2 separate regions of the Homo sapiens genome follow, and region 1 is linked to region 2. Evidence: chromatin loops called from intact Hi-C (ENCODE). Cell type or tissue: chondrocyte. All regions are shown on one strand. Links, peaks and the distances in the headings refer to the core of each region. The heading gives the core; the rest is flanking DNA.

The links. A loop is a pair of places that touch in the nucleus more often than their neighbours do. Peaks named below come from ENCODE experiments on the same cell type or tissue, not always from the same donor. Only the 100,000 strongest peaks of a DNase experiment are listed, where the experiment ranks them.
Region 1: it touches region 2 in a loop (4-fold over the local background); 19 of 110 quality-filtered maps call a loop at or near these places.

The regions. Positions count from the first base shown.
Region 1 is chr17:80,857,384-80,862,745 of GRCh38, reverse strand. RPTOR (regulatory associated protein of MTOR complex 1) reads right to left here. Exons shown (of 34, transcript NM_020761.3): 13 at 4,846-4,956. Among named protein-coding and RNA genes, the nearest start is that of CHMP6, 130 kb to the left of the region's middle. RefSeq lists enhancers at 4,280-5,209, 5,210-5,362. In chondrocyte, for the core only: CTCF peaks have their summits at 542, 746, 3,135 and 3,341 (motif pointing right); DNase peaks (open chromatin) are centred at 2,405, 3,135, 3,595, 4,285 and 2 weaker places.
Region 2 is chr17:80,424,232-80,429,593 of GRCh38, reverse strand. ENDOV (endonuclease V) reads right to left here. Exons shown (of 10, transcript NM_173627.5): 6 at 4,494-4,562; 7 at 3,974-4,102; 8 at 934-998. Among named protein-coding and RNA genes, the nearest start is that of MIR4730, 7.5 kb to the right of the region's middle. RefSeq lists enhancers at 3,640-4,139, 4,140-4,641. In chondrocyte, for the core only: CTCF peaks have their summits at 2,344 and 2,553 (motif pointing left); DNase peaks (open chromatin) are centred at 1,893, 2,623, 3,483 and 4,093.

The sequences.
Region 1 (5,362 bases), core at 257-5,256, 430 kb before region 2:
AGGAGGCACTCATCATGTGGGGGCGGAGCCCCGGAGGACCACCAGCAACACGAGGAGGGGGCGGAGCAGACATCATGGTGGGCGGAGCCCCGGAGGACCACCAGCAACACGAGGAGGGGGCGGAGCAGACATCATGGTGGGCGGAGCTCCAGAGGACCACCAGCAACACGAGGGGGCGGAGCAGACATCATGGTGGGCGGAGCTTCGGAGGACCATCACCAACACAGAGGGGCATGCACACATTGTAGGGGGTGCACACATCATGGGGGGGTAGGGGTGGAGATCCGGAGGACCGCCAGCAACATCCATGGCCAGACGTGGGGAGGGGAAGGGAGTAGAGGAATGACCCCTCAAAAACACAGGGAACTTTCATCTCTGGGAAGTTATCGCCAGGGTAACGATGGAAGGAAGGGCGAGGCAGGTGAGGTAGACGAGGCTCAGTTTCTACCGGAAACACTTCAAAATGCCCCTCAGTGGAATGATTGCTTTTAAACATGCAGGTGCAACAAGCTGGTTAAGAAATTAATTCACAGGAAGGCCTGTGATGCCTGCAGGCAGTTACAAGAACACTGCAGGCAAGGGCATGCCCAGCTGGCTGTGGGAACAGCTCCCCAAGCAGTACTGAGCAGATGACCCCTTCAGCAGCATGAATAATAAACCCGAGGCCCTGGTATCTGCCTGGAGCAGGGTGTAAAACGAAGGCACGCTGCAGCCTCCGTGCTCATGGCCACGTTCTGCCATTTGGGGCACTCGAGAGCAACAGGCCCTGGGAGATCCACGGGACCAAGAGCCAGTTTTAAACAAGACGCCCTGCACTGCAATACCATGATGGGCTGTGGATGCAGTGAGAATGTCACGAGGAAGGTACGAGGAAGGCTGTCCCCTTTCACCAAGAGCCACCCCTGAGACTAAAAATAAAGACATCATCAATTTCCAGGTCCTAAAAGGTACTAAAAACACGAAGTCTGAGAATCAAAGTTGGCTTAGACACGTTCCTGCAGCACTGGCGGTGCTGGGGAGCAGGCTCAGGCGGCCGTAATCCCAGACCTCTGCATGCAGATGGCATCTCTTCCTCCCTTCACCCTGGGCTTTGTGTCATGTGAGGGTCACCGTTTTGTGCATCCCAGAGCCCCTACACATGGTCCTTCATCCGTGGCCAGGTGCCAAGATATTTCTAAGTGTGTCCATGTAGATGACGAAGATATGGGTGTAGGACAGAAACCACGTTTCAAAATGACTTCCTGCCAAACACCCTTTGTTTACATAATGTGGCTCTTCAGTGAATTTGAAGAAGAGTAAAATAGAAATGACCCACACCTCTCGCGTCCTGATCCACAAAGCCAAGCTTTCTGTTTAGCAAGAAAAGGTTTTAGTGTAACAGGGACAGGCAGGAGAGATGTGAGATTTACGTGGTGCCCCTTCCTGGTCCTGTTCCTGTTCCTCTATAATTTACACAGCAGTTTTCCACGTCCTGGTTCTGAGCTCTGGAACTGTGGCTGAAGGCAGACGGCCGAAGGCTCATGATTTTACAGAGGCAAATCATGGCCAAGGGAAGTGAAAATGACTTGTAAGAGCAAATGCGGTGATGGGATCAAACTCAGGGTTTTAACCTTAAATCCAGTGCTTTAGCCAATCTTTCAAAGCAGTCATTCTTTATCTGTAGTTTAATGGGTAGCAGGGAAAATATTTTGCTGAAATATATGGTATTCAGGTCACCATTATGGAGCGTTCTCTGGTCACAGCCAGGTGCAGAGCACTGGGCCCAGGAGGGTTCAAGGTTGAACTGAGGTCAAGGTCAACCTCAGCTGTGCTGAGAGGAAGAGCAGCAGCTCCCCGCATCCAGCTCAGGAAATCAGGAGCAGCTGGGAGAGATGGCAAGCACGGTAGCCGACCCGTGCCAGCAGAGCCATGGTCAGTGCCCCAGGCCCAGAAAAAGAGTGAGAGATCCCAGAACCGGAAGAGGGGCTGGAAGCTGCTTCTGCTTGGAGAGAGCATATACATAAAATCCTAGGGAATCTACAAGAACCAGTGAACTAGCAGAAAATCCCAGGGAATCTACAAGAATCAGCGGAACCAGCGAGAGGTCAACTGGTGCTGGGTACGACTGACGCCTGCCTCCAAGGTGGAAGCCCTCACCGTCCGCTTCGGCAGCAGCCTCCCCACTGCCCCCTGACTTCAGCTGTGACACCAAAGTAGTACGTGAGGACTTGGGGTGTGGGGAGGCTATGGTCAGGGCTGGGTGCAGGGAGCAGAAGGGCTGAGCAGGGGCCCAGGGGTCCGTGGGCAGCACAGTTGGGGACCTGATGGCCTGGGCTGGACTTGAATCAGCAGCGGCTGTGGGTGGGAGACACAGCAGTGGCTTTGTGTGGGGTGTGCAGGGCTGACGGGTGAGAGCGCACAGTGCGGGGTACGAGCCTGTGGCTCGGGGTGCCTGCCAGTGCCTGGACAACAGGGTCAGTGAATTTGGCTGAACAAAGCCCAACAGGGCAGCTTCAGCGAGCACAGCAGGTCCTGGTGGCCAGTGCGACATGGCTGACAGGGCTAAGGATGAGGCTGGGTCTCAGTGCCAGTGACTGGACGGAGGAGCTGACAGAATGTGGCCTGGGGAGCGCCGGGCAGCAGGCAGGAGCCCCGGGGGCTTAAGCTCCGTCCACTCTCCCCTCACCTGCCACACAGAAAAGGAAAGGGTGGTCTTCCCCGGCTCCAAGCCATGGCCTCTCCAAGGTGTTCTTGGCACTCTCCTGTACTTGCTCTGTGACTTTGCTAGACCTTCCATTTCCCTGTGTGGGCAAGGAGCTCCAGACCCGGCGCAGGGGCCCAGTGGGGTGCCGGCCCCTCGCATGGCAGCTATGTGGCCCCTGCTCCCTCCTGTGGGCGGCGCCTCACCAGTAAATAGGCTGCAAATTCAAGCTAACTTCACAGGGGACTTAGGAATTAAGAGACTTTGCATATGAAAGCCGCCTGACAGGGCGCCACACACACATGCACGCACAAGCGCCCACATACATGACCACCCCCGCACACACGTGCACACAGCAGCTGGCCGAAGTCCGGGGGGAACGTGGACCTGCTCCTACAGGCCTTCTAATGAGTTGCTGGGGCTGGTTTGCTTCAAAACCAAGCAGGGAGCAAAGCCAGCCTTGCCCTGATGCCGGCTCCTCCGTCCCGCTCTCCTCACCCGTGGCGGCACCCCCAGAGCAAGACTGACTTGGCTTCTTCCCGGGGCTCCCTGCCAACCTGGCTCCGAGCCCAGCTCTGTATCACACACGTGTGCCCCTCCGCACACGGACAGCTAAAGGCAAAGGCATCTCTGGGAAATCTTTGTCCCCAACAACCCTGCAGAGGGCAACATATCCCCCAACTCCATTCTCAGCACACACCCTTTGTTCTAGAATCTTCACGTTCTATAAATGAGCCCTTCCCAGACCCTTTGCACCACTCTGTACAGCTCTCCTCTCCACTGTGTCACACGAGGAGCTTTCGAGAGTTCTCCCGCAGCTGAGCCTTCCACATTTTCCTTCGAGGGTCTCGCCTGCCATCACCACTGGGTAGACGAGGTCCCCAGTCTTGGCATCGGGCCAGCCCTGCTCCTAGGCCGCACAGGGCTCCTGACCAGTTGTCTCTGGAAGGCTCCCCGAGCCCCAGCCGGCCACACAGGCTTCAGCCCGAGTCGCCTCTCCCAACCCAGGCTTGGTGCCGCCCTCCCAGCCCTGCAGCCCGACCTCCTCTGCCCACCCTCCTGGAGGAAAATGCTCTCCACCCCGTGTTTCCCTACAATCCACTTGACACCGAGGCCAGGCAATGTTTATAAACCACAGCTTCATTCTTTGATGTCTTTGTTCCAAAATCTGTAATAATCCCCATGCCTGCTAAATGAAGTTCAACTGTGTCTACCGGGAACCGTGCACCGTCTGCGTGGATGGGGCCTCCCTGCGTGTCCCCGCACACAGCCACAGGGAGTGGCCTGCCCTCCTCTAAATGTCTTCCCAGCCCTCCCTGCCACCTCCATGTTTGGACCCCCGCCCGACATCCACCCCCTCAAGGCCCTTCCTGGCGTTTCCAGTTCAGCATAGGCCGGGTCTCGCCCACACGACTTCTCAGCCCCACTCCTCTGACCCATCTCGCTGGTAGCTCCTGCAGGAGGTGACCCTGCCTCACAACAGGGCTGGTGTCACCTGCAACCCCTGCCAGCACCCAAGCATAAGCCGCTGGGGACAGGGACAGCTGACCTTGTGTCTCTCTTAACATAGCTAAATATGGGTCCCTGGCCTAGATGATTGAGGGGCGAACACATGGCTGCAGGGCCAGGGCTGATGCCCGTCAGAGAGGACAGAGCTGGACAGCCCCGTGTAAGGGGGTGGCCCCTAACACCTCGGGGCCTGGCCCAGACCACCTGTGCAGGGTTGAGGAGGGGGAGAAATGCAATGGTGGGCACAGGAGAGCCAATGCGGGGTCTGGGCGAGGCAGAGGCCAAGTTTATGCCATGGCGGGGTTGCTTCCAGTCAGGGTCAGGAGCACGGGGACAGCCTTACGGGGGTCAGACACAGGCAGGGGGACTGAGTGCAGGGCACCAGGGGAAGGCCAGGGACAGGACGGTGTGGGGGGACTGAGCGCAGGGTACCAGGGGAAGGCCAGGGACAGGACAGGTAGGTGACAGCCCCCACGACCCAGAGGTGGCTGCCGAGGCGGGCGCGTCCCACTTTACCCCAGAAGAGAGGAAGGGAACGGCGGTGCCTGGAGAGGGAGCGAGGCTGGAGAAAGGGCAGGCTGGAAACGCAGGGCTCGGCATCCCCAGAAGGGCCGGCAGGTTCACATCACTCTGGGGAGGAGGGCGGGGATACTCACGCTGTCCACTGCGAGGATCTTGGCCCAGATGAAAACGAGAAGTGGCCGCAGCTCTCGGGCCGAGCTCTGGAGCAGCTTCAGCACGTAGGGGAAGATGCCGACAGACAAGGCCTGGGGGCGAGGGAGGGCGTCAGCGCACCTGTGCCGCAGCAAGGGAACGGGCAGCAGCAGGGGTGCCACGCGGGACCAGCTGCGGTGCTATCTTCAGCACATATGGGAAACGCAACAGGAATGAATGGGCCTCACTTAAAGTAAAGAGGGGCTTCCTCCAGATTTATTCATCTCTGATTTATTCCTAGAAGCTGCCACATACTGCCAGCCTTGACTGGTGTCAAGAGACTGGAATGAATCGGGTGGCAGCTTTTCCTTGTGGAGGCGCAGGCTGCTTGCGCCTGGGGCCCTTGCCTGCCCTCAGTGGCCTCGTCTGCTCTTGGCAGCAGAGCATCAGGCACCTTCACTGTGTTGCTCACGTACGAGCCACGGCCACCTGTGACGGCACGGCCACCTCTCCGTGACG
Region 2 (5,362 bases), core at 144-5,143:
CGGCCTCCAACTCTGGGAGAGCTTGGGGGGTCCCCGCCACCTGCTCCCTCAGTTCTCAAAGCAGCCTAGGGAGGCCTGGGAACAGCCCCTGGCTTAGAGGGAAAATGAGCACGAAGGAACCGCAGCCCTTCAGTAACTAATCGTGGGCGAGGGCAGGGCGAATCCCAGGCCTGGGGCCTCCTGCGATCTTTGCCTAGGGAGTGGGGGTGTCCTCTCAGCCTGGAGGCTCAGATGCAGGGCCTGGAATCCAAACTGCCCACACTGAGAGAAGAGGAAGTAGCCAGACTGAATTCTGCTTTACTCCTTATCAACACTCAGTGTCCCAGCCTCCTCATCTGTAAAGTGGGGTCACAGTACTTGTCTCACATCAAGGTTGCTAGCAGGATCAAACCATCTGCAATGGTTTTAAGACAATGCCTTGCACTGTTAGCGGTGACTGTGCCAGGCACACTGTCACTCTAACTTACAAGAACCAGTGGGACAAGAATTACAGAGCCTATCCCGACGATGAGGAAGCTGAGGCTCGAAGAGTGCAAACGCCACAGCTGGCTATGCAGGGCTGGATCATGTCTGACTCCGAGGCCACGCCTTTTCTGCAGAGCCCACGTCCTGGTACCTCACAGGCTAAGTGGACTGAGGAAGGCTGGGGATAGCCCTATTGGGAGGTAGGGCTTGGACCAGACAGGGCCGTAGTTCCAGGGCTTTGCGTGGAGGCAGTGGTGTTTCTGGAGAGTTCCCACGAGAATAGGAGTCTACCCCACTCCACTCTCCTCCCTCTTTGAAGACCTCTCCTGTGTCCCCTGCCTTCCCTGGCCCTGCACTGTCTGTCCTGAGCCACAATATTGCAACAAGGAGAGGCTGAGCCACCGGAAACAGCCCATGCAGGTGTCTGTGAGATGCCCCTTTAGTGCCCCAGCCTCCCTGGGTGCTCACCTCGGTGTGGGTGGCCCGGGGAGTCCCAGCGACTTGCGGATGTGCTCTCGGGAGCAGATGTCAGCCTGGGGGAGACAGACGTGCTGCTGGGTGCTGAGCTGGTCTCTAGACCAGTTTCCCACCAGGAGCTGCTGCTGGCAATGCCTCCATCCCCCACAGAAGCCCACTCAGGACACACAGGTCACAGCCAGTTCTTCAGGCTCAGGAGCCGCGGCCCTGTCAGCGAGTGTGGGACAGGCATGCCTGGGACTTTGGGGTCAAAGCCCCGCAATGGCAGCTCTCAAACCGAGCTGGGCAGTCCCTGAAGGGCCTGAGTAGCTGGTGAGTGGACAGGCTGAGTGAGGGGGTCCTGGGTCTCCTCCCCACCAGTGGCAGTTGGAGCTGCTCAGCCTTCACTGGTTTCCAGTCTGTGCTTCCCTGTAGGCTCTGCGCAAGCCGAGGCTTCCCTGCTAACACTTGCTTCTCTGGGGGCTCTGAGCCCAGCTGGTCTGTCCTCTCCCTGACTAGATCAGCAGTAACCCCTGTCCCGTCTCCAGAATCACCAAGATAAAAGAGGGCGGTGGGCCACAGGCTGGGATGGGGGCAGACCCTAGCAGGGAGGGACACTGAACAGGGCTCAGGTCTGAGTGGGAACCCCCGGGGGCATGGGGGGTCTGGCCCTGGGAAGTCCCCCTGATCCCAGCTCAGATGAGCTTAGATTAGCTTCAGGGCTGCACGACTCATGGAAAGCAACGGCTAATCCCCCAGCCTGCTCCTGCTTCCATTCATGGGGGAAGTGGGGCAGCGGTAGGCGGGGCCAGCACCTCTCACCTTCCCCTGGAGCGGCCCAGCCTGGCCTGGCAGGAGAGCCTGGACCTGGCAACCAGGAGCGCCGCAGCGCCTGTGACCATGGGGCCACCAAGACGGCCCGGCGCGGAGCCAGGGAGAGAGCAGACCAACACTAACCCCGTCTGTGCTCTCCCAGGACCTTCTGGAACAGAGCAGGAGGTGAACCTGTTGAGAGGTGAGTGAGCTCAGGAAGAAAATGGACCGAGAGACAGAGCCAGCCCTGCAGGACACGATCCTCGGCTCACGCCCAACAGTAAGAAGCTGCGGGCTCCTGGTACGGGGTGGCTGCATATCCCAACTGGTTGCGGCTTTCCTTCCTCTGGAGGGTGGGCCCAGGATTTGGCAGGCTCTTTGCTGGTGCTAGGCACAGATCCTTGCTCTATTTCTAGATGCTTAAGGTACTCACAGGCCAGGTGTCCCCTCCCTTGCAAGGATGGGCCACTGTCCTACTCTGGGGCGCGCTGAGGCAGAAAAAGGTACAGGAGCTCCAGGAACTGTGCTGTCTGCAGCAGCAGCACGACCTAAAGTTCCTGTGGCTGAAGGCCTGGGGGACAGTTTCTTGGGTTCTCTCTCGGAAGACCACACGGCTGAGTTGGAATGGAGGAAGAAAGGCCTCTTTCCTGGGGGCTGGGGACACAGCTCACAGGCTTGAGAGTCCACACACCTGTGCCCTGAGCAAAGCCCTGCAAGGCTGTGGAGCCCGCTCTCAGACGCCACCACTGAGCACAGCTCCCCAGGGCGAGGGCCATTGTGGTATGTGGGCTGCTGCTGCCCCCTGGAGGCCACACTGCGCGCCAGCAGCCGGAAGGCCCCGGCCCGAAGGTGGTGGCCTGGGGGTTTTCCACCGGTGCTGCGGCTGCCCCAGGGCAGGCTGCAGGGCAAGCGGTGGGGTAAGATGGGGAAGGGGCAGACACCAGGGAGGCTCAGGGGCTGGGCTGCTGGAAGCAGCATGGCTTGTGCAGACCTGCGTCCACAGCCTCCACAGCACGCACAGCGGCCACCTAAAAAGGCCAATCTGCGGGCGCCCCGCTGCCAACTCACAGCCATCCAAGTCCCTGTGGGTGACGTCTGAAACCCTGGCGCACCCCAAGATGCTCACGGGCTCCCACCCACTCTGTACTTCACTGCCATCTGGCTCCGGCCACACCTTCCTGCTGAGTTTTTGTTTTTTAAAGTTTTTTTGAGATAAGGTCTTGCTCTGTCACCCAGGCTGGAGTGCAGTGGCCCAATCAGGGCACACTACAGCCTCGACCTCCTGGGCTCAGGTGATCCTCCCGCCTCAGCCTCCTAAGTAGCAGAGACCACAGGCACGCACCACCACACTTGGCTAATTTGTTTTTACGTTTTTTTTGTAGAGACGGGGTCTATGTTGCCTAGGGCGCCCTCAAACTCCTGGGCTCAAGTGATCCTCCCACCTCTGTCTCCCAAAGTGTTGGGGTTACAGGCGTGAGCCACCCTCCGGGCCCCCCATTTCTTGAGCACATCAAACTCCTTCCTGCCCAGGGCTGTCCTTCCCCTTCCTCCAGCGGGTCTCTTCCTAAGACTGACTTTTCTTGAACCCTCACTCTGTGGGCTTCTCTGGGACAGCATCCACCCGTGTCTTGTGGTCCCCTGGTCCTATCGAGGCTGTCTGTGGGCATCTCGTGCCAGCTGTCTCTCCCTGGCCCACAGGCTGAGTCCTTTCTCAGCTGAGCTGATGGCTTCAGCAGAGTTCTCACCCTTCCTGGGGGACCGAACACCAGTTTTGTGCTGGGTCCTGGGGCGGGCATACCCAAGTCCCCAGACTGGCGTCTCTGGGGCCTGCACAGCTTTCCTGCAGGAGCCTCCTGGCTCAAGTTCAGCTGCTCCCTCTGGGACCTGAGGGGCTGGCTGGGAACTGGCAGGACACCTCACCACCTGAGCTAACATCACTGATTCTCCAAGCTGGCCTGTATCTGGGTGCAGGAGGCTCAGAGAGGCTGGGAGGCTGAGTGCATGGGGTGCAGGGCCTGGGGATGAACTCTTGGGAGCCCTGCACCCCCCAGTCTACTGTCCTGACTGCAGGGCCCAGCAAGCTCTCCAGCAAGATGTCTGTGACCTGTCCTCGGCCCAGGAACCCCCGTCCTCATGTCACTGCACTCTGACCCCAGCTGAGCTGCTGGGGAGCCCTGAACAGCAGGTGGCAGGAAGCAGAGGAGCCTGTGCTGCCTCCCCGCATCCCCAGCACACCCACCTGGCGCACGGGCTCTGGGATCCGGAACCTGCAGCAGCAGCAAGTCAGGCGCACAGCGGCCTCCAGGCTCATCCTGTGGCCCACGGAGATGTAGAGGGGCCTGGTGCTGCGGTCGTGGCTCCTCAGGGCCTGTGACAAGGAAGGCGAGGGCTGTCCTGTGGGCTGGGCCACCGGGACCAGGGTCAGGACAGCCTCAGCAGCTGGAGCTCTGACAAAATGTCCTGGGGGCAAGGGGGAAGCTGAAGGGGCAGTGCTCTCAGGGGCCAGGGCCTGCCCACCCTCAGGGCGCCTTCCTGCTGCTTGTCCCTGGGGGAGGGTGGGCTCCCTCAGCACGGCTGGAGGAAAGAAACACAAACATCACACCCTGGACTCAGTCAGAGGCAGGAGGATGGATGGACGGGCAGGCGGGGGGTTGATGTGGGCAAGTGTGAGTGCACGCGTGTCTGCATGCACCTGTGTCTGCCTGCAAAGGATCCCCTACCCCGGGGCTTTGGAGGAGCTCAGGGCCCTAGCTACTCACCATTCCCAGGACAGTCCCAGAGTCTCCCAGCAGAGGGAATGAGTCTCCTCGAGTCTGCAGGAGTCGGATCTGGAAAATGGAGGGAAAAATGGGGAAAAAAACCCCTCTCTTCTTGGTGAAGGGCTGAAGGCAAGTCTCTATTTTTTGAGACGGAGTGTCGCACTGTTGCCCAGGCTGAAGTACAGTGGCGCGATCTCAGCTCACTGCAACCTCTGCCTCCCGTGTTCAAGCGATTCTCCCACCTCAGCCTCCTGAGTAGCTGGGACTACAGGCATGTGCCACCACGCCCGGCTAATTTTTTGTATTTTTAGTAGAGATGGGGTTTCACCATGCTAGCCAGGATGGTCTCGATCTCCTAATCGCGTGATCCACCCACTTCGGCCTCCCAAAGTGCTGGGATTACAGGAGTGAGCCACCGCAACCGGCCCAGGTCTCTTTATTTTTAAAACCCAGTCACTGGGCCAGGAAAGGGAAGGGGACTGATCTTGGAGGTGAGCCACAGCCCAGGCAAAGCCACACCACCTGAGACGACACTGAGCGTGCAGGCGGTGAAGTGGTCTTGTCCCTGAGCTGAGGGTGCTGCCCACAAGACCCTGTTCAAACCTGATGATGGGGCTTAGAACAAGGGCAACAATCTGCCCAGGGCCGCTGTGCCAGGCTGGCAGCCACACAGGTGCCGCCACTGCCCAGTGATGGGTGCTGAGCCCGCTTCCTTCCTGTGGCTTCTCTCCTGCTTTGGGCACATCTGACACAGCTCAACAGGCTGGTATTTCTGGCGGCGGTGGACTGGCTCATTGAGTGGGTCTAAGGTCCCCATCAACTCAACAGATTTTTATTAAGCAACTTCTCCATGCAGGCACCTGAGAGCT